3 separate regions of the Mus musculus genome follow, and all the other regions are linked to region 3. A link is a loop called in an ENCODE intact Hi-C map of the cell type or tissue named here. Cell type or tissue: left cerebral cortex. All regions are shown on one strand.

Region 1 (8,000 bases), 150 kb after region 3:
ATAGAATAATTGCATGGAAACAAACTTTATGTGGAAAAAGCATTCTAAATACTTTGGAACATGTAGAGCAAACAGTCTATATTTAAATATACATAATTTCCTGTTACTGTGTTGTGTTTTGTGTGTGTATGTCGGGGGGGGTTGTTTTTTGGTTTTTCTTGTTTCTGTTTTTGTTTTGTTTTATTTTTGAGACCGTTTCTTTCTAACTCTGGCTGTCCTGGAACTACCTCTGTATACCAAATTGGCCTGGAACTCAGAGATCTGCTTGCCTCTGCCTCCTGAGTGCTGGGTTCTGTTTTTGTTCTGTCTAAAGGTTTCTTACTCTGTAGGCCATGCTGGCCATGAACCACTCACTGTATTGACCAAAGTGACCTCAAACCTAGCTAGCCTTGGTTCCTCAGGCTAAGGACTAGGATTACATGTGTGAGCTCAGAGGCTAGGTATTGTATAAATGTATATACATTGTAATGCTCTTGTACCGCACTGTCTCCACTGGCTTTGATCTTTTCTGCATGTGTTCCAATATCAGGGAAGTGACTAACTGTGAGTCTTTGGTGAAGGATTTCTACTCTAAGCTGGGACTACAGTATCATGACAGTAGCTCTGAGGATGAAGCTTCCCGGCCCACAGAGATCATTGAGATTCCTGATGAAGATGATGATGTCCTCAGTATTGATTCAGGTAAATGATGAAGCTTTGGTCAGAAAAGTCTTAGAATGGAAGCTGAAATACTGGAAGACAAGTATGTTGCACGTAAAGAATCACATTGTCATTACTTACTATGCCAAATACCTGACTGACTTATTATGACAACAAGTAAGTATTCTTAGCATCGTAAGTGTTTTCTGTATTCTGATTGCTTCCTTTCCCCATTTCAGATAAGGTATACTTATTTTCTGTCTTTTCCCCCATGTGTTTGTGTGTAGTTTGCCTATGTCTGAGTTTCTTTTTCAGTTATGGTGATCAAATAATCTGACAAAATCATTTGAAGGTTAAGGGGGCTGATCCTGGTTCCAAGTTCCAGATCATATCCATGATGGTCGGGGAAATCACAGTGGCAAAAGCCTAAAGCATCTGGTCACATTGTTCTGCAATCTGGAAACAGAGGGAGTGTCTCATCCTGCTGCTCCTCCAATCACTCTCTTTATTTGTGTATTTATGAAGTCTATGGAATGGTACCACTCACAGTGGGCTGGTCCATGAACACCATGAAACATTTAGTAAATACTTCCCTTGGTAACTTTTTTTTTTGTTTGTTTTGCATTGTGGTTCTGATGTGTGCTATGTATGTAGTACATGAAGCAGTAAACTCTAAGCATCAAGTTACAACAACATCCAGTGTCTTCCTCTATTATGTTCTGACTTAGTGCCATTGGGCTAGTTGGCCACTTGGGGATGTGTTTCTATCCAACAAGCACCAGAGTTACATATTTAGCAATGTTCAGGTTTTGTTTTGTTTTGTTTTTTTTTCCTTTTTTAACATGAATTGGGGGGATTCAAACTCAGATTCGCAAGCTTACAACCCACACTGTTTGTCACTCGGGCTATCTCGGCCTAACCATGTAGGCCAGGCTATCCTCAAACTTGAAGTGATCCTTGTATCATGGTGTATTAGTCAGGGTTCTCTAGAGTCACAGAACTTACAGATAGTCTCTAGATAGTAAAGGAATTTATTGATGACTTACAGTCGGCAGCCCAATTCCCAACAATTGTTCAGTCGCAGCTGTGAATGGAAGTCCAAGGATCTAGCAGTTACTCAGTCTCACGCAGCAAGCAGGCGAAGGAGCAAGAGCAAGAGCTAGACTCCCTTCTTCCAATGTCCTTATATTGTCTCCAGCAGAAGGTGTAGCCCAGATTAAAGGTGTGTTCCACCACACCTTTAATCCCAGATGAAAGGCATAGCCCAGATTAAAGGTGTGTTCCTTAACTCGGAGATTCAATCTTCTGGAATCCATAGCCACTATGGCTCAAGATCTTCAAACCAAGATCCAGATAAGGATCTCCAAGCCTCCAGATAAGGGTCACTGGTGAGCCTTCCAATTCCGGATTGTAGTTCATTCCAAATATTGTCAAGTTGACAACCAGGAATAGCCACTACACATGGCTTTTTTTACTACATGATTATAGGTGTAATCAACATGTCTATTATATACTAAAAAAAAAAAGTTTTTAACCATGACTTTTTGTTTGGTTTTTCAACACATAGTTTCTTTGTGTTAATCATCCTGGCTGCTTTAGATCTTAATTTGTAGACCTGGCTGGCATCCAACTCAAAGAGATCCATTGGCCTCTACCTCCCAAGTACTGGGATTAAAAGCATGTAATGCCAGTGAACTACAATTTCTTATATTAAAGTGTGCCATATAGATGTCATGTTTTGTTTTGTTTTGTTTTGTTTTTGTAAATTTGACACAAGCTAAGATCATCTGAGAGGAGGAAAAGCCATTAAGGCAATGCCTCCATCTTGGCATAGTGGTGCCCCCCTTTAATGCCAGCAAATGAAAGTGTGAAAGCAGGTGGATTTCTATCTGTTCACAACTGTTTGAAACTCCAGGTTAATGGGATCTTTCTTGTCTGTCTAATTGTGTTCCAATACTCAGGTGTACTGACTTAAATGCAGACACATTCACATAATTAAAAATAAAACTATTCAAAACCCCAAGAAAATGTCTAAACAAACCAACCAAACCAACCAAATAACCTAAAGCAAGCAAGCAACCAACAAACGAGAAGCCAGCATGATGTCACTGCGCCTCTCACTGCACCTCTTTTTAGTGAATGGGAGTTAGTTCTCTCCTCGAACCATTGTGTGGCTTTTGGAGAATCCAACTTCAAGTACCTTTAGCTCTTGAGCCATCTTGTCAGTTCTACTTCTAAATGTTTTTAAAATTTTTGTGTATGTGTGAGTGCACATGTTTTGGTGTGAGGAAAGTTGAAGATAATTTGCAGGAGTCCTCTCCTTGTGTAAGTTCAGAGCATTGGATCTTGGGATGTTAGGTGTAGCTGTGTAGTGGAGTCGTCTTTATGGCTAATTAAAAAAATTTTTTTTGGTGAATCAGACTGACAACAAGCCAAAGAGTAGTGCCATATGCTTATAGTTCTAACATTGGAAGGAGAGGGTGAATTCAAGACCATTTTCATCCTCATAGTGAATTTGGGGTCAGTCTAGGCTACATGAGACCTTGTTTCAAAGAACAAAATTACCCTCCTCCCCCCAGTCCACATATACATGGTGATGAATATAATAGACTTTGGGTGTTAGTTTCATTCACTTTGCTTCTCACTACTGGATTAATTTGCAAGGTGGCCTTTGTTTCATGTCTTTGGTTTTTGTTTGTTTTTGAGATAGTGTCTTTCTATATATAGCTCCTGCTGTCTTAGAACTCACTATGTAGACCAGGCTGGCATTGAACTCAGAGAAATTGGCCAGTCTCTGCCTCCTGAGTACTAGGATTAAAGGCATGCATCACTATGCCTGGATCTGTTTGTAGTTCTTTTTTTTTTTTAAATATATATTTTTAAGATTTATTTATTTATTTTATGTATATGAGTACACTGTAGCTGTACAGATGGCTGTGAGCCTTCATGTGGTTATTGGGTATTGACTTTAGGACCTCTGCTTGCTCCAATCAACCTCGCCCACTCCAGTTGGTCGGCTCACTCAGTTCCTGCTTTCTCTGGCCCAAAGATTTATTTATTATTCTAAATAAGTACACTGTAATTGTCTTCAAACACACCAGACGAGGGCGTTAGATCTCATTAGGGGTGGTTGTGGGCCACCATGTGGTTGCTGGGATTTGAACGCAGGACCTCTGAAAGAGCAGTCAGTGCTCTTACCCGCTGAGCCATCTCTCCAGCCCCTGCTTGTAGTTCTTGATTTGTAAAATTATAGAATTTATCTCACAGTGTTTTGAGTCGACATTGTCTGTTCTGAATTGCTCAGTTCTTATAATTAGACATTACGTCTGTGTGTTTACTACCTTGTCATTTTAAAAAAACTTGTGACATAGGACACCTCACTTTTGGAGGGCAGAGAAAGGGACTAGTTTCATTTTGTAGTACAGACTGGTCTTTGCATTCTGAGTTCTGGAATACTTGTTTAATAAAAATTCTTTGTTCGTTGTCTCCATTTCAAATGTTGGCATCTTTGGTACCACGTAATCACCCAGCTTTTTCCTACCAGCTTCAGAGCCAACTCTTAAGAATTAGTTATCGGACTTTTACTAGTGACAAAAGTTCATAAAGAAAAAACAACCTAGAATGGATTAGTGATCCCTGTGTTAGAACCTATAAAGAGGGTTTGCATAACAAATCGTCTGTAGGAAGCATATGCTGATGAGCCCACTAAGAAAGAAAACATTTTAGTAAAATGCTCGTTTTCTTTGCATTTCACTGACGTCAATTTGGTTATGAATCTCTGACGCCGAGAAGGCCGGATTAGGGAAACAGCTGGTTGGCTTCCTAGCTCAGGCTTCCTAGCACTCCTCGGGTCACCGGACTCACTGGCCGAGTCACTAGCCCGGCCTCTATGGCGACTTACTGTTTCTATTGGCCAGTTCTCCCAGGGAGGCTGTCTGGAGACTGACCGCGCCCATAGTTTGGGGCGTGTCTTCTGCCCAGGATGGGGAGGGGGGTGGGCGTCCGCCATCTTGGATTCCGCGGTAGCGGTGGCGGCGGTAAGGTGCCTAATCTGCGGAGTGGCTCTTCCCTCCCCTCCCCCAGCTCGGTGGCGGCTGCCCCTCCCACCGAGGGTGGCGCAGGGACGGTGCCATCTCGACCATGGCGGCGACTACAGCTAACCCAGGTGAGGCGGCAGAAAGGACTGACAAGTGCGGAGAGCCAGAGCAGAGCAGCAGGGCCGTGGCGTTCGGGTGTTGGGGGAGGGGTGTCGAGGAGGCGCCCTGCCCGGAGGACCTGGGGAACGGGTGACGGGTGTTTGGGGGCTCCGTGCCCCAACTTCTGGAGTAGTGGTGGCGCTTGGCCAGCGTCTCCACTCTGCCTGCGGTGTTAGGGAGTGTTGTGGTCTTTTAACCCTCTGCCAGCTGATGTTCCCCTGATGCCTAGTAAGTAACTGGGCAAACTGACTTGGTGTAACTGCGAGCGTAAACTGGGCTATAGACGGGGCCACGTTGACGTTTTGCAAAGTCTTGCTTGATTCTACACTTGGTTTACATTTAAATGGAAAACTTAGTTCTTTGAGAATCTGCTCAGATTCTTGTAACTCCTATACTTTGAAATTTAGGGTTTTAGCGTAGTTATTAGTGTCTTGCTGCTGAAGGCAGAGGTTTGGGTAATGGTAATAGTTCAGGACAGGTCTTTAGTCCAGAACCCAGGTTTAAATCTTGTTAGGTCGAGGTGGAGCAACTCCTGTTCTTTCAGAAAAATGTCCCGCGCCATTTGTCTGTGGACGTCCTCTTGCTTGTTTGTCTGTCTGTCTCTGTCTCTCGTTCATCTTATTTTGAGTCTTGTCTCATTCCAGCCCCCGGTTGACTTTGGATCACTGCAGTCTCCCTCTCAGTCCTTTCTACTGTATTCAGTTACATCTTAGGAAGTATTTCATTTTAGTTGGGCTAATTTACCTTGTTATTTTCCAACAAAGTAAATCCATCATTTCCCAGAAGTCTGTATCATCGAAGAGTTTGGAGGGAGGGTTGTGTAATATTGGTCTCTGCTATTTCACATTGAACTTTTAAATTTTATCTTGTTAATGTACTATATTACAGTAACAGGGTACACACACGTATGTATATACATACACACAATAGCTGAAACACTGGGAAATGTATTGTTTTCCCATTATTTTTGGAAACAGCCTTTTTTTTTAAGAGAGAGAGAGAGAGAGAGAGAGAGAGAGTCCTAGAACTTATATGTAGCCCAGGTTGGCTTCAAATTCATGTGTCAATATCAACTTTAAAAAAAATATTTTTAAGCTTTAGAAATTATGTATATGATAATGTCTACTTGTGAGTGCAGGAATGGGAGGAGTCCAGAATAGGGTGTTGGATCCCCTGCAGCAAGAGTTTCAGGCAGTTGAAAGCCCCGTGATGTGGATGCTAGGAACTGACATTAGGTCCTAGAAGAGTAACACATACTCACAACTACTGAACCTTCCTTTCAGCCCCTGAATATCAGTTTTTTAAATCCTAAATTATTATTTTTTTTACATGAAGATGAAGTAAATTGTCAGGAAACTATTGGAATATTTGATGAATTATAGAATAAAACTATACAACTGAAAAATGTTAGAGAAAATCAGACCTTGTAGCAAAATAGCCCATGTCTGATTAGAGTAAACAAGATTTCAAACTGATCCCATGTTGCAAAATCCTTATATAACTCTTCAGACTGCAAAGTGTCTCTCTTGTTAAGGCCGTAGAGACACGTTAGTAAGTCAGAAGCTTTTCTAGCTGCCCTGTTCTGATTTTAAACCAATTACTAAAACAACACTTTCTTGACCAAATAGTCATTTCCTTATCAATATTAGCTTAAGTCTGTAAGCAGGAAATAGTAATTTTTTTCTATTTTTTTTTCTGAGTGGGGAATTTTGAGAGGCTGGCCTGCAGTGTTCTGTGAAGATCAGGCTGGCCTTGAACTTGCAGTGGTCTTCTTGCTTCTATCTTCAAGTGCTGGAATCACTCGCATGTGCCATCCTATATAAACTATCAAAACTTTTTAAAAAGTACGATTTAAGAATCTTTTTTAATGAAACAGTTGTTTGTTTGTTTGTTTGTTTGTTTTGACTTTGGTTTTTCAAGGCAGGGCTTCTATATGTATCCCTGGCTGTCATGAAACTCACTCTGTAGACCAGGATGGCCTCCAACTCAAGATCTGCTTGCTCCTGCCTCCTGAGTGCTGGATTAAAGCTGTGAGTGTCATCACCAGTAGAAATAATTGATTTTATTTATTGTTATTTGATTGCTTGCTTCTTCAATTTTGAGGTGGGCAGAGTCATCATAGGTACTTACCAAACAGAGGGAGAATAGGCTGGAATTCCTTTAATCTTTGCAGAAGCAGGGGGATATCTTAGTTCATGGCCATCTTGGTCTACAAAGTCAGTTCCATGCTACATAGTGAGACCTTGTTTCAAAATCAAAAGCCAGACCAAACCAAGCAAAAACCTCAAAAGGTGAGGTGTAGGTTCTTAGCAAACCTTTGAAAATTAACCTGAGAATGTAAGAGTTTTCTTAAATTCTAGTCTGCTGTTAGTTATGGCATAGCACCCAGTGGTTCCTGCTGTAGCTGACATCCCTGCGTAGCCTCAGCCTCTTATGAGATGGGATGGTAGGTCTGAGCGGAGAACAGAGAACGACAGACCCAGTGAGACTAACCCCCTGCTCTCTTTACCATCTGCCTTAACTTCCTTTTCCGGGGGCTACATTCCTAGCTCAAGATTTCTTTTTTCCATGTGGAGAATTCTTCCATGTCTTCTAATTTATTGATCCCATGTTCAGTACATGCATGATACTTAAGTCATAAAATAGAGCCTTTTGTTGTTGCTTTTTCCTCCTTCCTTTTTGTGTCAAACAGGATATGTTTTGGCCTGTTGAATTTTGGAAAATTAGATTCACCACTGGAGGTATATACAGTGGGAAATTACTATGTTCAGTGTGCACTTGTACACAGGCCAGAAGACACCGGATATCCACCTCTGTAACTTTCTGTCTTATTCCTTTGAGGCAGAATTTCTTCTTAACTGTGGGCATCTTACTGTGTCACTCTGCCTTATTTCTTCCAGGTCAGGTGTCTCCCTTAACCTGAGGCTTGTGTGTTTTGCTCGGCTGACAGTCAGCAAGGCCTAGCAGTCTTCCTGCCTTGGATCCTCAGAGTGCATGGATTCCTGGTGGATGCAGGATGATGCCAGACTTGTTATGTGGGTTCTGGGATCCAAACTCAGGTCTCCAGATTGTGTAGCAAGTGCTCTTAACCACTGGATCATGTCTTCATTCCACATCCCACCTCCGCTTTTTGAGACAGGATCTGTTACTGGCCTGGAGTGGGCC
Region 2 (8,000 bases), 140 kb before region 3:
TTGTTTCTAGACCTCTCCTCTATGTTTAGCCTGAGTATGGAGCTCGAGAGATTAAACCGTGAGCCCTGTGCATGCTTTAGTGGTTTTATTTCCCCTGTGCCTCCCTTCCCCCAGCTCCTTCTAGAAGCTCTGGAACACAGCGTCTGTATGTGTCCTAGTGCTGCCTCCAACTCTAGATCCAGGAGGTCTCTAATGACCACCTTCCTGCGTGTGGCCTTTAGTGTCCCCTTCCTCGGGTTTGTGGAGGAGGAGGATCCCCTGGTTCTGGGCAGCCCTCCCGGGAGAAGCGGACCTGAGTTTCACTTCTTCTTCAGTCAGCTGTTTCCTTTACTGGAACTGGATGGGAGCGAGAGCCGCCTCACTCAGTTCAGCCTTGCTTTGCCCCAGCAGTAGTTTGGGGGTGGGGGTGGCCTCAGTGTCTATAGCACTCTTGGGAGAGAGTGAAGCCAGGGGATCGAGAAGCATTGGTGCAGGGTTAGAGAGCCCGATGTGTCATTTCCCAGTCAGTCATTTTGCCAAAGTCCAGTGTGCTGAGCTCCGGAGCTTCAGAGCTTGCCCTCGTCCAGCAGCTTCCGGAGCCCATCACAGATCTTGCCAAGGTGCTGAGTGAAGTCAGGCCCATAGAGGGCAGCCAGCAGGTCGGGGTCAGAGTAGTGATCAAACACGTGCCTGATGCGGTCATGTGACTTGGGTGTGAGGTGGTGCTCCACCAGCTCCAGCAGAATGTCCCGGCACTCGACGAGCAGACCTGCTAGCACGGCAGCCTCAAAGGTGAAGTCCACCTCACCGAAGCTAAGTGCGGTCATGGCGCCCTGCCGTAGCTTCTGACGAAATCGTGTAGCCAGAGCCAGCTCCCCAGGGCCAAAGCAGCCACTGCGGTGCAGCACAGCCACTTTAACCGCTACCTTGATGAGGTCTTTGATCACCCGCTGTGCCTTGGGCCGGCTGTGCGTGTATTCTTTGGACACGCGGTAAAGCTCGTCTAGCACCTCGCTGCTGGTCTCGTCGATAAAGAGATGCGCCACGGACCGACCAGCCATTTTACTCAGCAGCTTCTTCTCCGCTTGTAGTGCCAGACTCTTTGAGCTGAAGGACTCCATGGTGCTTGCGGTCGGTGTGTGATCAGTCACTGGAAGAGGCAACCGGCTAAATGAGAGAAAAGGAGAGAAATGGCTTTTCCTCATCTTCACCGCTCTGCCTGCTTTGTCTTCCCACTCCCCTGGGCCCCTCCATCCTGTAGGCTTTGCTTCTGCTTTTTCCCTTCCGTGCTGTAAACAAGACATTTGTGTCTCCAAAACAGCCGCGAGGAGCAGGGAGAGCCTGGCTGGAGGAGTGTGGGCATGGCTGGAGTCAGGGCAGTGGGCTATGCGGCGGCCGACCGACAGGGAATTTGCACAGCGCCCCTCTGTTTCCAGGCTTGAGATCCAAAGCTCATGTCAGTGGGGGTACCATAAAGTCTTAAAAGAAGTGAGAGATATAGGGTCTCCAGAATCTTAAATAGAACACTTGGCTTTTTTTTTTTTAAAGAACCTACTGTGTGCCAAGTGTTTGATATTAACTGTCTTGGTTTACCAACTTCATATGGGTGACAAGCCCTGTTTTACAGAGAGAAATCTCAGACTGAAGGACTCTTTTTTGTTGTTTTTGTTTTTTCAAGACAAAAGTTTCTCTGTATAACCCTGGCTGTCCTAGAACTCGCTCTGTAGACCAGGGTGGCCTTGAACTGAGATCTGCCTGCCTCTGCCTCCTAAGTGATGGGATTAAAGGCATGTGCCACCACCTCTGGGCAAAGCTAAGAGATCTTAAGCAACTTGGCCTAGTAAGTATGAAAACAGGCTTCAAGGAGTGGGACAACACTCTCAGACAACAGATGCTCACAGTCACCTATAACTTTAGCTCCAGGGAGACCCAACACCTCTGGCCTCTACTCACACATATACATAATAAATAACAGACACAAATTATGAGAAAAAATAGGCTACAAGTCAAATAACCCCTCCACATTCGCCCTCCAACAAGGAGGGCGCTCTTTTGAAGGGTGGCTGCGGCAGCAGGTAGTGGTCTCAGGCTGGCTAGGCTGAGCAGAGCGAGGCCTTCTTGGTGGTATATCCTGTGCCTACGGACAGGGTCTTCTCACCATGGGCCTTGACTGTGCTTCTTCTGGTTGTTTTGCTTCTTACTTCCCCCTCCCCGGCTCTGCAGGATGTGGCTGTGACCGCAATGAAGGAGCAACCTCACCCTCTCCCTCAAATGAAAATAGGAGTCCTCTCAGAGGGAGGACAGCCAGGGGGCTCTCTCCGGCAGCCGAATCACTCCAATGGGAACCTGCCATCTTGATTTGTTTCTGCCTTGCCCTGTGGATCTTTCACACTGGAGATGATTTTTCTATAGGGGCCCGCTTTCCTTCCCTACCTGCCCTCCTCTTACCCAGCTCTCTATTGCTCCCTTTGCCATCTCCAACTAGGTCCCCAGTCCTCCCAGGGTAGCTATGTCACTCGCTCTTTTTGTCCCAGCCTCTACGTGACCCTCATGAATCTCTAGCCTAGCAAAGGTTTCTTTCACTTTGCGTCACTGTACTTCCATGTCCGAAGATACTGTAGATCTCTAAATCTCTAGTCGTTACCCCATGTGCATCTCTGTCCCTCAGCTCTAGACTCAGCCACCATCCCAAGCCAGGTCTCACTCTCAGACAGCCTTGCCCCATCCACTAAATACACTAAAATGGTTCTGGGGAGAGAGGGGGAGACCCAAGAATTCTACAAGCGAGAGTTTCACAAGACAGAAAGAAAGGTGAAGGTGAAAGGGTCAGGATATCCTGTCAGTGTCACCCCGAAACCCACCCTCTGTCATTGCCAGACTCTCACCTGCCGTGTGCTGGGTGCCAGTCTGGCCTTGGATGTTTCTGAGAGCTCACAGAATGGAGAAGCTCCTAAGAGGCCCTTTGGTCTAGCCCCACCCCAGGCCCCGCCTATCTACTCTCCACCTCCGGTTCATCATCACTGTCACCAAGAAGTCCAGTGTCCCAAGAGCCACCTAGAAATAAGACAAAGGTCAAAAGGAATGGAATTCTGTAGGAAGCACCAACTCTGAAGTGGCAAGGACGGATTTACACACCTCCACCTAATAAAAGGTCTGCTTCTTTCTTGCTGCCTAATATTTTTGTGGTACTGAAAACCGTGCAGAGTCCAGATTTTAATGTGAGAGACAGTGAGGGAAGTACTGAAAGATCATCGAGTGGTGTAGTAGAACAGCATTATACAAGCATCTTCAGGCCCTAGAAGGTAAGATTGGCACAGACTGCCCCAGCCAGAGCAGGCAGGAGGTAGGTGCCAAGGTTAGGGCTGCTGAGCCATGCGTGACCAGCAGGTGTCAGCATCGAGCCAAAACGCTGGAGTACAGAGCTTAATAGCTTTAAAGGGCCTGATAAATGAGGGTAGACTCCAATGAGGCAAAACTACACCTTTAATCCCAGCATTCTGGAGGCAGAGACAATCCAATCTTTGAGTTCAAGGCCAGCCTGGTCTACAGAGTGAGCTCCAGGCCAGCCAGGGCTGCATAGTAAAATTCTTGTCTTGGAAAAACCACCCACAACTCCAGCTCCAGGAATTCCAGTGTTCTCTTCTGGCCTCCAGAGTCACCTGAATAAATCAGTACATGAACATACACTTGGGCACACACAGACACACAAATCTTTAAAGGAGTGAATTATATAGCTTTCTTCAGCACAGATTGAGAACCCAAAAAAAGGCCTTAGGATTCAGGGATTTAAAAACTGATTTGGGGGCTTCCAGAGACTGGAGTCAGCGACTCCATGGCTCAGTGACTCACTGATCTTCCAGATGTTCTGACTTTTATTCCCAGCACCTATATCTGGTGGTTCATAACCACTAGTTAGTTCCAGTGGATCTAATACCTTCTGGTCTCCTTGGATACCTACACACATGTAGAATACACATACATACAAACAATAAAAGTCTTTAAAAACATATTTAGTGTGTGCATGTGTGTAGACCAGAGAACAATTTATTTATTTATTTATTTCTCTCTCTCTTTCTTTCTTTCTTTCTTTCGGTTTTTTGAGACAGGGTTTCTCTGTATAGCCCTGACTGTCCTACTGTCCTGGAACTCACTCTGTAGACTAGGCTGGCCTCAAACTCAGAAATCTGCCTGCCTCTGCCTCCCAAGGGCTGGGATTAAAGGTGTGTGCCACCACGCCGGGCTTCAGAGAACAATTTCTGATGTCATCTTCAGGAACCTGGTCTGGTTCACTTTCTTTGAGGCATAGTTTCACTGGCCTGTCTCAGAGTTTCTATTGCCATGATGAACCACCATTCTTGGGGAGGAAAGGGTTTATTTTGCTTACACTTCCGTATTATAATCCATCATTGAAGGAAGTCAGGGCAGGAATTGGTGCAAAGGTCATAGAAGACAATGTTTATCACATTACTTTCTCAGCTTCTTTTCATATGGCACCCAGGACCACCAGCCCACGTGCCCACAGTGATCTGGTCCCTCCCATATTAGCCATCAACCAAAATAAAATAAAGCACCGCACCTGTATGTGGGGGTGCACACTTTTAGACCCAGCATTGGGGAGGTAGAGGAAGGCAGGTCTCTGTGAATTCAAGGTCAGTTTTAGTACTTAGTAAGTAATGAGCCATTGAGAGAACCTATCTCCTGGAACTCGCTCTGTAGACCAAGCTAGCCTCTGCCTCCTGAGTGCTAGGATTAAAGGTGTGTGCCATCATCTTCCTGCTAAACTTTTTTTCTTAAAAGTCCATGGAAATGAGAACTCGGAGGGGGCTCTGCGTTCTGGAGTGGCACTGCTTGGTCCGGTGGCTGGGTGAGGGCTGCTGGTGTCACGTTTGAGGAGAACTGCGAGTGTGTTTGGCATATCCCCGTCGGGATCCCAGCTACGATGAGTGCTGCCCGGGAGTCTCACCCACATGGGGTGATACGTTTAGCCTCCCCTGACGATGATCTTGGATCTAGCAATTGGGAGGCAGCAGACTTAGGCAATGAAGAAAGAAAACAAAAGTTCTTGAGACTTATGGGTGCAGGAAAGAAAGAACACACTGGTCGTCTTGTTATAGGAGATCACAAATCAACATCTCACTTCTGAACAGGGGAAGAAGACAAGAAAATTAATGAAGAGCTGGAGTCTCAGTACCAGCAGAGCATCGACAGCAAACTGACGGTATCGGCGGCACTGCGGACTCGGCTTCAGTGAGGTAGAAGATCATTATGGAGAAGATGATGTGGCTAGAGATGACGATGAAGACGACTCCCCTGATGCTGAGAGTCCAGATGACTCGGACAGTGACTCTGAGTCTGAGAAGGAGGAGTCTGCAGAAGAGCTTCATGCTGCTGAGCATCCTGACGACACAGAAGACCCGAAGAGCAAAAAAGATGCGAAGAGCAATTATAAGATGATGTTTGTCAAGTCCAGTGGCTCCTAACTACCAAACACCTAGTCTTTGTATTAAAAGTAAACCTTATTGTTATAATGCACAGTGGAGGACTGCTTATAGAGCACAGACCTCTGTATTATAATTTTTTTAAAAAGGCCCTTTTAAATAACTACAAAGAGTGTTTGCTTTCAAATGCCGTGGGTTACATTTCTCCAGGCATGACTATAACCATTTTTGTAAAGAGTCCGAGTTGTATAAAATGAGAAATAAATGCTGTACTCAGCTTCCCTTCATATTAGCATCATCTGCCCTCTCCCCGCCGTTTGCCTCTGTAGGTGCATTATGGGGGACACTTGTTTGTTTGTGGCAGCTCCTTCATCTTCATCTTTTGGTTTGTTCCTACTTTGCTCTTACATAATTCATCTGATACTGTGACGTGTTTCCTTGGTTATACTTTGTTAAAGTAGACCTGTCCATCATGGAGTTGGCTGCCACCAGCCCTGCTGCAGACCATCACTGACAGTCCATGCTTGTTTAGTCTTTGCTCGTGGACCAGAGCAAGCACAGGACACTTATGTGTGGACGTGCCCTGTCACATCATTCAAAGGTTGCAAACCCAAAATGTCTTTATATAAGTTGATTTTACTGTATGGTAAAGTTTTTGATAAAATTTGGCCAGTTTTTACAGAAGAAATTATTTCTCTGCTCATTTAGTCCTGTGTATTTAGAAATATGTAAAACTGGATTTTTTAAAAGGTACTATGTGACCAAAGTTCATTTTTTCCTCCTAAGGTCTAAATAAAGAGAAAGCAGTTTCCACCTCCCCCCAAAAAAAAGAGAGAACTCAGCACTTACCCTATAAGATGTCTACCATCTATGGGACCCATCACACCTAGCTAAAACACCAGGCAGGCAAGGCAGGACACACCGTAAGACCAGTGCAGGAGGTAAAGACCAGAGGGTCACATTTGCTGGCCAGCCAGTCTAGAAAAAATAGATTCGCTCCAGATTCAAGGAGAGATCTCAGAAAAACATAAAAGTGGAGGGAGGGACTATGGGAGGGGTTGACCAGGAGACGGGCAGTGAGCAGGATGTAAGGTGAATAAGTATAATAATAATAATAATAATAATAATAATAATAATAGTAACAACGATAATTTTAAAAGATATAAGGTGGAGGAAGACATCCACTCACACGTATGCACACACACACAGTTGTAGTGACCTTTTTGGAATTTTGGTTTCTTTAAAAAACAAATATAAGTTTTGTTTAATCCTAAGTATGGGATATGGAGCTGCTTCAGACTGCAGCAGCTGACTGTGATTTGCCTTGTACTCTAGCAAGGATGTGCTTTTTTGGAATTCTGGGGACTTTTTAGCAGGTATATAAATGCTAGGGCCCTGAAAGGGGTGCTGAGTTGTTGGCTGTTTGCTGTAAGTCAAGATGTGTTAAGTAGTCTTGTGCAAAGAAGAAACAACTAGAATTTAGATATCCTGAAGCAAAGGTCAAATTTGCCCCAAGGCACTTGACACCTCTTGGCAGGACTAGTCTAAGGACTAGTCCTTAGACTGCCCCCTTTCCTCTCCATCCTTTATTCTCTTCTATCTAGTGTTAAGAGGGTGAAAGTGTGCAAAGAGGAAGGAGGGGGAGTCTAGAGAGATGGCTTAGTGCTTAAGAGCACTTACTCCTCTTCTGAAGGTCCCGAATTCAAATCCCAGCAACCACATGGTGACTCACAACCATCTGTAATGAGATCTGTCACTTTCTTTTGGTGCTGTCTAAAGACAGCTACAGTGTACTAAATTAAATAAATGTTTGGGCAAGGGGGGCTGACTGGAGCAAGTCATCTCAGGGATTGGTTGGTTTTGGTTGTCTAGACAGGGTTCCTCTGTGTAGCCCTGGCTATCCTAGAACTCACTCTGAAGACCAGGCTGATCTTGAACTCACAAATATCTTCCTGCCTCTACCTCCGAAGTGCTGGGATTATATTGTGTGCCACCACCACCCAGCTTGGAGGAAGTGCTCTTAACAGCTGATCCATCTCCAGCCCCTCCACCTTAGTTTTTGAAATAGGATGCCTCACTGAACACAGAGCTCACGGAGTATCCAGACTGTCTGGTCAGCCAATCCCAGAACTCTCCTGGGTCTGCATCCCTAGCACCAAGTTGCTGCCACCATACCTGGCTTGCCTGTGGTGATGGGCATCCAAACTCAAGTCTTCATGCTTAAGCAGCAAGTGCTTCACCAAGTGAGCCATCTCCCTGGTGTTTTGACTACAGCTCTCACTGTAATCCAGGCAGGCATCTCTCACATTCTCCTGCCCAGTGCTCCTAAGGTCGAAAACTACACAGGCTAGTAATCCCAGCTTCTCAGGAAGGGAAGGCAGACCAGAGGGTGACAAGTTCAAGGCCTACCTGAAGTGCAATATGAATTAGAGTTTGTATGGCATTTTAGTGATACTTCCAGCTGGGAAACGAAGCTCAGGAATGTAACTGAGTGGTGGAGCTCAAGTTGTCTGGTGCTTTCCAGGCCTTAGGGATGTTTATTCCCAGTGTTGCCAGATGGAAAAAGAAAGGGGTGGGGGAATG
Region 3 (8,000 bases):
GCTGTCCTGGAACTCACTTTGTAGACCAGGCTGGCCTCGGACCCAGCTGAAAAGGAATAAAAAAAGGATCTTTTATCTTTTACACTTCACATGTTTTGTGCTTCAATGTTTTCCTTATATTCTTCCATAGTTAAAAAGAATTTGAGCCCGGCATGGTAGAGCACGCCTTTAATCCCAGCACTTGGGAGGCAGAGGCAGGCGGATTTCTGTGTTCACGGCCAGCCTGGTCTACAGAGTGAGTTCCAGGACACAGCCAGGGCTATACAGAGAAACCCTGTCTCGGAAAAAAAAAAAAAAAAAAAAGAATTCACATTACTGGCATCCCCCAGCCTATACTGCTCCTGGCTTCTCAGCTAACATTCCTAGAGTCCATGTTCAACTTACTCCCTGCCCTAGTGAGGCTGTGTGCTGAGAAGATCTAAAGCTCGGTCACCTTCAGGAGTGAGTACACAGTTTCACAAAGGAACTAGATTTTGCTCCTTGGAGGGGGAAGGGTGTGGGGAAGGACGGGATAGGGTGACTCTAGGAAAGTCAACTCTATTACTAAACTTCATCGAAGTAGACTCACTGTTATCTGTGGCACTCAGAATAACTCTCTACATTGGAGGCTGGATATACGGCGGTTAAGAGCGCTGCTCTTCCAGAGGCCAGAAATTCTGTTCCCAGGACCCAAGTCACACCTGCCTGTAACTCAGATCCAGGCATCCTCTTCTGGTCTCCTCAGAACATGCATGTTCAGACATACACATACACACAGTCAGACAGACACCATGTGGTTGCTGGGAATTGAACTCAGGACCTCTGGAAGAACTGCTAGTTCTCTTAACCACTGAGCCATCTCTCCAGCCCTGAGAGTTGTTCTTTAATTTTTTTTTTTACTTATATTTTAAGATTTTGGAAAAAAAAAAACTTTAAAAAAATTTTAAATCATTTGTGTATGTATAAGTACAGGTGCCTTCAGAGATTAGAGATCCCACATTCCCCTGGAACTGAAATTATGGGGTTTGTGAGCAATCCAGTGCTAGAAACAGAATTTGTTCCATTGCAAGAGCAGTAGGCCTTTTAATGGGTGAGCCGTCTTTTTAGCCCCTAAATAATATGTGTGTGTGCGTGTGTGTGTGTGTGTGTGTGTGTGTGTGAAGATGATAAACCCATTGTTTTGTGAAGATAGAGTGGAAGAGGCAGACAGGATGAGATGGGTCAGCAGGAATGGGCATTTGTTACCAAACATAATAACCTATCTTTGATTGCTGGGAGGACGGGCTGGGAGGACGGGCTGGGAGGACGGGCTGGGAGGACGGGACCATGGCAAAAGTCTCCTCTGACCTACACATGTGTCTACTGCATGGGTGCGGCTCCCAACACGCCACTAAATAAATAAGTTTAACAATTTGTTCAGAGTTAGAGAAATGTCTCAGTGCTTATAACTCAGACTGATCTTAGAAAGTACTTAGCACCCACATCTGGTGACTCACAACCACATGCAACTCCAGGTCCAGGGAATCCAATGTTCTCTTCTGCAGCCTATGGGCACTGCACTTAAATGGGCAGATACCTACACACATATAAAACAAAAACAAAAAAAACTATTTTCAAGGGCTTCTGATTCCAGTACTTGGAAGGCAGAGGCAGGTGGATCTCTGAATTTGAGACTAGTTTGATCTACATAGTTCCAAGCCAGCCACGGCTACTACATAGTGAGTCCCTGTCTCATATAAATAAAATAAAAAAATAGCCAAGCTGGGCACCACAGGTGACTCTTATAATCCCAACACCAGGAAGCAGAAGCAGGACTATAAATTCAAGCTCGACCTCAACTACATCGGGACTTCAAGGCCAGCCTGGGCTTATAAAAGGCCATTGCAAAAACAAACGCAATAAAAAGTAAACAAAATATGCAGACCTCAGGCAAAGTGTGAAAGCACACTTTAACCAGCATCAGGTGGGTGGAGTCAGGAGCCGGCCCACAAGAAAAGAAGTAACAAAATTGCCTTTGTATTAAAACAACTTCCCCCAAATAAGGTGGTTCTTTTTCCTCAGGGGGGTTATGAAGAGAGGGTCTCACCAAGGCACCCAGGTCCGTATGCACCCCAGGCTGCACTTTAGCTAATAAGCCTTTTGCCTCAACCAACCCAGAGCTGATTACAGATTAGCAGGTCCATGCCTGGCCTGATATTCTTCAAAAGGAAATTTTTAGTGTAGCTGGCATCAAGTTGAACCTCACCCTAAATTCAAATTAAGAATATTCGTCCGGGGCCTAGCAAACACAGAAGTGGATGCTCACAGTCAGCTATTGGATGGGTCACACGGCCCCCAATGGAGGAGCTAGAGAAATTACCCAAGGAGCTAAAGGGAACTGCAACCCTATAGGTGGAACAACAATATGAACTAACCAGTACCCGGGAGCTCTTGTCTTTAGCTGCATATGTATCAAAAGATGGCCTAGTCGGCCATCACTGCAAAGAGAGGCCCATTGGACTTGCAAACTTTATATTCCCCTGTACGGCGAACGCCAGGGCCAAAAAGAGGGAGTGGTGGGTAGGGGATTGGGGGGGTGGGTATGGGGGACCTTTGGGATAGCATTGAAAATGTAATACCTAATTAAAAAAAAAAAAAGAATATTCGTTTATCCACGAAGCTGGATCTCCAGCAGAATTAGGGGACTTTCAGGGTTTGTTAAAGAATAGAGTCTATTGCCCAGAGGATTGTTTTGTTCTGTTTCTGTCGTTGTGGGTTTTTTGTTTTTTGGGTTTTTTTTCTCCCAGTCCAGACCTGGCCTGAACTGAAGTCTCAGCCTCCTCTGAGTTGGAACTAGAGGCCTGTGGCTACCATACCGAGCTAAGTTATTTGAAAGGAAGATGCCTATCTGTTTCTTCAGGGGCAGAGAAACTTACAGCAGGGGGCCAGGTGACTTGGAGCCTTTAAAGGGAAGAGCGACCTAATGCCACACAGCCTGTCAACACAGCTGGGCGAGTCCAGCTGGTTCAGGAAGCACCAAAAATAAGCTACAAAGAATTCAGGGCCGTGCTTATGGTTTAGATTCCAAACACACTTTGTGTTTATCCCTTACCAAGGAGGCGGTATTTTTACGTGTGTGTGTGTGTGTGTGTGTGTGTGTGTGTGTGTGTGTATGCGCACGCGCCTGCATTAACACTAAAGGAGAACACTGGAAGCAAAGGAATGTAAGTTGTGGGTCAACATATATGCCTGATGAATTATTCTGTATATTTGGCATAAAAACAAAGATTTAAAGTAAAACACCACGACCGCCTCTACCTAGGAGGGAAAAAAAAAAAAGGCAAACCGCCATTCAGAGGCAATAAAGCGGTGCACCCAGTGCCCTCCACTCCCAGAGGTTCACCTGGACCCAGTGGGCTGAAGCCCGCTTGCGGGAGGGAAACTGAGAGGGGCGGGGAGAAGGGAGAGACACACCTCGCCGGGCGAGGCTGGCGGCCGCCGCACAGGTTCTGCCGAAGGACCCGACTCAAGCAAACCAAGAGACTCCTTTCTCCGGGCTCTCCCGCCTATGGCCGAAGGGCTTGGTCCTCTAGCTCCCCCGCGTCCATCTCTGTGATCCCTCCACACCGACCGTCCGGGCTCCCCAGATCCCACACCTTCGTCCTTCCCAGACCCCACGCTGCATTCCTTTCGGTCACGGACTGGGACCCGTTACCTGCAAAGCGGCTCGACAGTCCTGCAGGTAGTCCTCCATGGTAAAGCCCGAGGTGTGCCGTTGCCCCTCAGCCAGGAGAGGTAACCCGGCAGAATGTACCCCGCCCTAGACCTAGGGTCTAGAGCCGAGAGTCAGGGGGCGGGACTCGAACCCGCCACTAAAGGGTTCGGCCTCCGAACCCCAGGAGGAAGTGCGTAATCCGGCACTCCGGGAGTCCGGCGTTGCCCCGCCCCCCAGCGGCAGAGGCTGGGTTCTGAGCCCAAAGACTCATGGGACGTCAAGGAGGAGTATGGTATATCGCGGTGCCTCCTGGGAAATGTAGTCCAGCAGCTCGTGTTTGTCCTCAAGTGAGCAGTTTTCGGAGGGCTATGACATGCAAATTGTGTATGTGTCACAATAACTCGCCTTTATGGCATCTGAACTTGCAGATAGGACTAAGTATAGTACCTTTCCATATATTACACCGAAAATCTGTTCGAGATTGATGTAAATTAATCTCTCAATTTTTTTTAAAATACAAATTCTTTCTATCTAGCCCAACCTGTCTGGAATTTGTAATCTTTCTCCTCAGTTTCCTGAATACTGGATTCACAGGCCTGGTTTGGTTAGGACTTTAAATTACAACATTGCTGTACATATTATTTATTAAAATAGCTTCCCTGGTTAGGTGTTTTTTCTTTCTTTTTTTTAAATTCTCCCCTTTACCAAACTGACAAATCGTGATCAATGTGTTTGTTCACGATAGGAAAACATTACCATAATGTTTGACTTGTTTTCTTAAAACCTACTGTCGTGCCAACTCTTCCTCCTTCTTCATAGCCTTTCTTCTACAGCCTGAGCAAATACTCCTCATTCATGGGCTGTTGCAACCGTGACTTTGCTTCCTGGGTCTCTGTTGCAACAGTTCTCTCGGCTTTCCGAGTTGCTTGAAGCCTTATCCTTTGGCCGTCACATCAATAGAGTTTAGAGGAGCCTTCAGAACCTAAGGCTGGGTTCCAACATCCCTTAACTGCCACTTGCGTGTCCCAGGGCAGACTACTTGGGGGGAAAATGTCCCTTCATCATAACATGTTCCCTCATTTTTTAATCTATCCCCAGATCGTCCTGCTTCTCGGGGAGGTGAGAAGAGGCAGAAGAGCGTCTTCCTCGCCCCCGACCAGGTACACAGCTGAACCAGTTTCATTCCTAGCCTTTCAAAAAAAGCATACGGGGAAGAAGGGAAGCCTTGGGAAAGAGCTCAGGGGCTCCAGAAAACCAGGAGTGGGAATTTTCTTTCTTATTGAACGAGTACATATGCAAACACAACGCCCTTCCGCCCTGCTTTCTTGGCTCCAGAGCAGAGGGCTGCGGCGGGCATCCAGGGAGGTCTAATCAACAGCCGCTGTCCCGCCCTGCTCCTCCGGGCTCTGCCAGGCCGCTTGCTTTTCCCGGTTCTCACCAGAGAGGCACACGCGCTCCGTCCCTTCCAGCGGCAGGCGGAGGGAAGAGAAAGGGTCTGTTGTTTTTCTCTCTTCCTTTCTGCGGCTCACCGGGCTGCTGACCGGCTCAGACAGCCCTGATGGAAATCCTCGGTAGCTGAGCAGGCCCCTCCTCCTCCTCCTCCTCTAGGGACCGCGTCCTTGGCTAATTTGTCTTTGTCCGGACAGGGGGAAAAGAGGGACAGAGAGAAGAAAAAGAAAAACCACAAACTTCCTTTGAAAGCCAGTTTGTAGGCACGGCCTGGAGCGCACGCCGGAGGCTCGGTGACTCGGGAATCCTGAAGACTCTGGGAAGCCAGGCGGGACCGCCTGCGCTGTGCCTTGCTTGTCCTCGGCCCCGACCCTGCTCCAGCGTCCCCCGTATTGGGCGTGTGTCCGGAAGTGGCAGCGACCCAGGCTGGACGCCGCGAGAGTAAACCCGTGTCAAGCCGTGTAAGCTCTGGGGCTGACAGCTGGGAGGCGGCTGGCGCAGTCGGCGCCCCTCAACGATGTCCCCACCTCCCGCGTAGAACCGCCAGAGTTGAGTCCTCTCCCAGTGCCGGAACCTCATCTACCTCTTTGAGGTAAAAACTTTTGTTTTCAAACTATCTTCACCTCGTCTCGCAGCTCTCCCTACCCTCTCTGGGCGAAGTTGACACCTGATGTCCCATCTGTGGTCTCTTAAGTCTGGGTCGCTTACAGGATCCCAGGCACCCGGAGCAGTAAGAGATGGAGCAGTAAAAGAGATGCGGTCTTCAATTTCCCCCTTATAAACCCAAACCCTCTCTCTCCCTCTCCTAGAGAGCCAGAATTACAGGGCTTGCTGTATTCTAGAGGAATCTCAAAGCATGTTGGCATGAAGAATTGCATTTGGTTGGAAAGATTGGGTAATACCAGTTAAAGACGTAGGGAGAAGAGTCCTGAGGGTGGGTGAAGTCTTTAAGGATATACCTATTTCATATGCTTTTCCCACTCTGTGAATAGTATCTGCTGCTGACTAGGAAAGGACCAGAGATTTGACTCCCTGTGGGTCACCATAGGTAATTCCAGGAAGAGGAGGTGTAGATTTGGACTGAGGAAAGAAGAGGAGGGACAGGGCCATAACCCCTGTTTGTTTGGGTCCCCCTCCCCTCATGCTTTCCTCTGGCCTTGCAGGGTGCAGCCCTGTTGCTCTTCCTGCCCTGACACTGGAGCTGTCCTCATTCACTGAGCCCCCACTCCCTCCCATGGTTCTTGTAGCTCCTCTCTTTGGTCGACTAGCTTTCCCAACCCCCACTTAATTATTGATCATTTCTAGCCTTGGGCAGAAAATGAGCTGTGCTTGTCTTTAGGCTTTTTAATATTTCCCAGACATGGCCTCTGTTTCAAGGTTGACTCTAAGTGCCATGGGAGGGAAAGAGATGTGGAGAAAGAGGGGTGGAAGGCCTCCAGGTAATCTTTGCTACTCTAAGTCTAAATTAACAAAATATGAATTACCTGAAGCTAGCAGAAGTTATATTTGAATCAGGAGAATGATCAATTTACTGTATTTATGTTATTTCAGGAACTTTGATGTTTCTCTGTAGCCCAGGCCGACCTCGAGGTTCTCCGGCCTCAAGGCCCCCTGAGTAATGGGGATGGGAAGGCCTGGAACACCACACCCAGCTGACGCTCCTCAAGGCCTTTTCATAGTCTCCAAGCCTTGAAGGTTTACAAGAAGAAAGCAGGCAACCAGATACGCCTGTCTCTGCCCACAAGGGCTGGCATTAAAGATGTGTGCCGCCATGCCCAGTGATCCCAGTTTAAAAGAAAAAGACAAGATTCCGATTGATGCACTATCTCCTGGCTTTCTCTCTGTTCCGGGGCTGGAGATCAAACCCAGGACCTTGCGTGTGTTAAGCACATGCCCTTCTGCTAGGCTGTACCCCCGAACGGTCCTCATTTGTGTCCTGTCAGTGTGTAGGGAGGGGAGTAAGGAGACTGAAGGGAGATATTTCAGAGGCAGGAACTGCTTTTACTATCTGCAGGCCTATCTAGACCTCATTTGATGCCAAGTGCTGATTAACTGCAAGTTAAACAGGTCCAGTGTTCACATCCAAAATGATCTGTATGGGAGCCATAAAGAGCACGTGTGCCAACAGGTTGTGAGGCTTGGACCCAGAGCATTGCATATATCAGGCAAGGCTCCACTACTGAACTATATACCTCCAGCTCTTTTTTTATTTTAAGATATGGTCTCACAAAGATCCTCCTGCCTCAGCCTCTTAGTAGCTAAAATAACAGGTCTTTGTCATTATATACAACTAGTGGAGATATACATCTATGTTTGTGAGTGCTTGTTTTTGTGTATGTACACCATGTGTGCTCATTGCCCACGGAAGCCAGGAGACGGTCGGTCGCAGCTTTCCTGGAACTTGAGTTACAGTTTCTTGTAAACCCCTCTGTGGATGCTGGACTTGAATCTTGATCCTTTGTGCCTTAACCTCTTGAGCCTCACCTCTGGGGTATTTTAATGTAAATCAATAAACAGCAGTTTCCCATTCCCTATAAATATCTAACAAGAGATCTCTGGGTGCAAGCACTGCCAGAAACAACTAGGATCTGAAGTTGCTGTGTCAACTTGAGCTAGTGAGAGCAATCTACTGCAAGGATTGTGGAGAGTCTTTTGTGTGCCCCCTAACTAAAGTTGTTACCGGTAGTAGGATTAGAACCTGTGCCTGGGGCAGCCCTAACCAGCCAAGTGTGGCCTCTTGTTTTCAATAAGCCAACTAAAGAAGTTGAACTGGTAGGCAGGCCAGTCAGAGACAGCTAAACTAGTCAAGGCTCTGGCTGCGTGATGGCCAGAGCTTCAGCCCCAGGTTCCACGTGGTGGAAGGACAAAACAAACTTGA

What was found. Hi-C counts contacts between places; a loop is a spot of excess contacts. Peaks named below come from ENCODE experiments on the same cell type or tissue, not always from the same donor. Only the 100,000 strongest peaks of a DNase experiment are listed, where the experiment ranks them.
Region 1: it touches region 3 in a loop (4-fold over the local background); 1 of 42 quality-filtered maps calls a loop at or near these places.
Region 2: a loop joins it to region 3, with 2.1 times the contacts of the local background. A loop is called at or near these places in 1 of 42 quality-filtered maps.

What each region holds. Positions count from the first base shown.
Region 1 is chr3:95,429,758-95,437,757 of GRCm38, forward strand. Arnt (aryl hydrocarbon receptor nuclear translocator) reads left to right here and starts at 4,633. Exons shown (of 22, transcript NM_001037737.2): 1 at 4,633-4,804. The coding sequence starts at 4,780. It also overlaps the pseudogene Gm4349. In left cerebral cortex, no CTCF peak of the experiment used is centred here; DNase peaks (open chromatin) are centred at 4,575 and 5,431; H3K4me3 peaks cover 2,596 bases; H3K27ac peaks cover 1,167 bases.
Region 2 is chr3:95,139,451-95,147,450 of GRCm38, forward strand. It overlaps Lysmd1 (LysM, putative peptidoglycan-binding, domain containing 1), which reads left to right. Exons shown (of 3, transcript NM_153121.2): 3 at 1-75. Tnfaip8l2 (tumor necrosis factor, alpha-induced protein 8-like 2) reads right to left here and starts at 2,904. Exons shown (of 2, transcript NM_027206.3): 1 at 2,865-2,904; 2 at 71-1,146. The coding sequence starts at 1,100. The coding sequence ends at 546. It also overlaps the pseudogene Gm9169. In left cerebral cortex, CTCF peaks have their summits at 635 and 3,351 (motif pointing right); DNase peaks (open chromatin) are centred at 347, 2,199, 2,957 and 3,364.
Region 3 is chr3:95,277,912-95,285,911 of GRCm38, forward strand. Prune1 (prune exopolyphosphatase) reads right to left here and starts at 4,165. Exons shown (of 8, transcript NM_173347.2): 1 at 3,674-4,165. The coding sequence starts at 3,712. It overlaps Mindy1 (MINDY lysine 48 deubiquitinase 1), which reads left to right and starts at 5,024. Exons shown (of 10, transcript NM_199475.1): 1 at 5,024-5,714. In left cerebral cortex, CTCF peaks have their summits at 3,915 and 5,138; DNase peaks (open chromatin) are centred at 3,048, 3,482, 3,924, 4,645 and 2 more places; H3K4me3 peaks cover 4,021 bases; H3K27ac peaks cover 4,736 bases.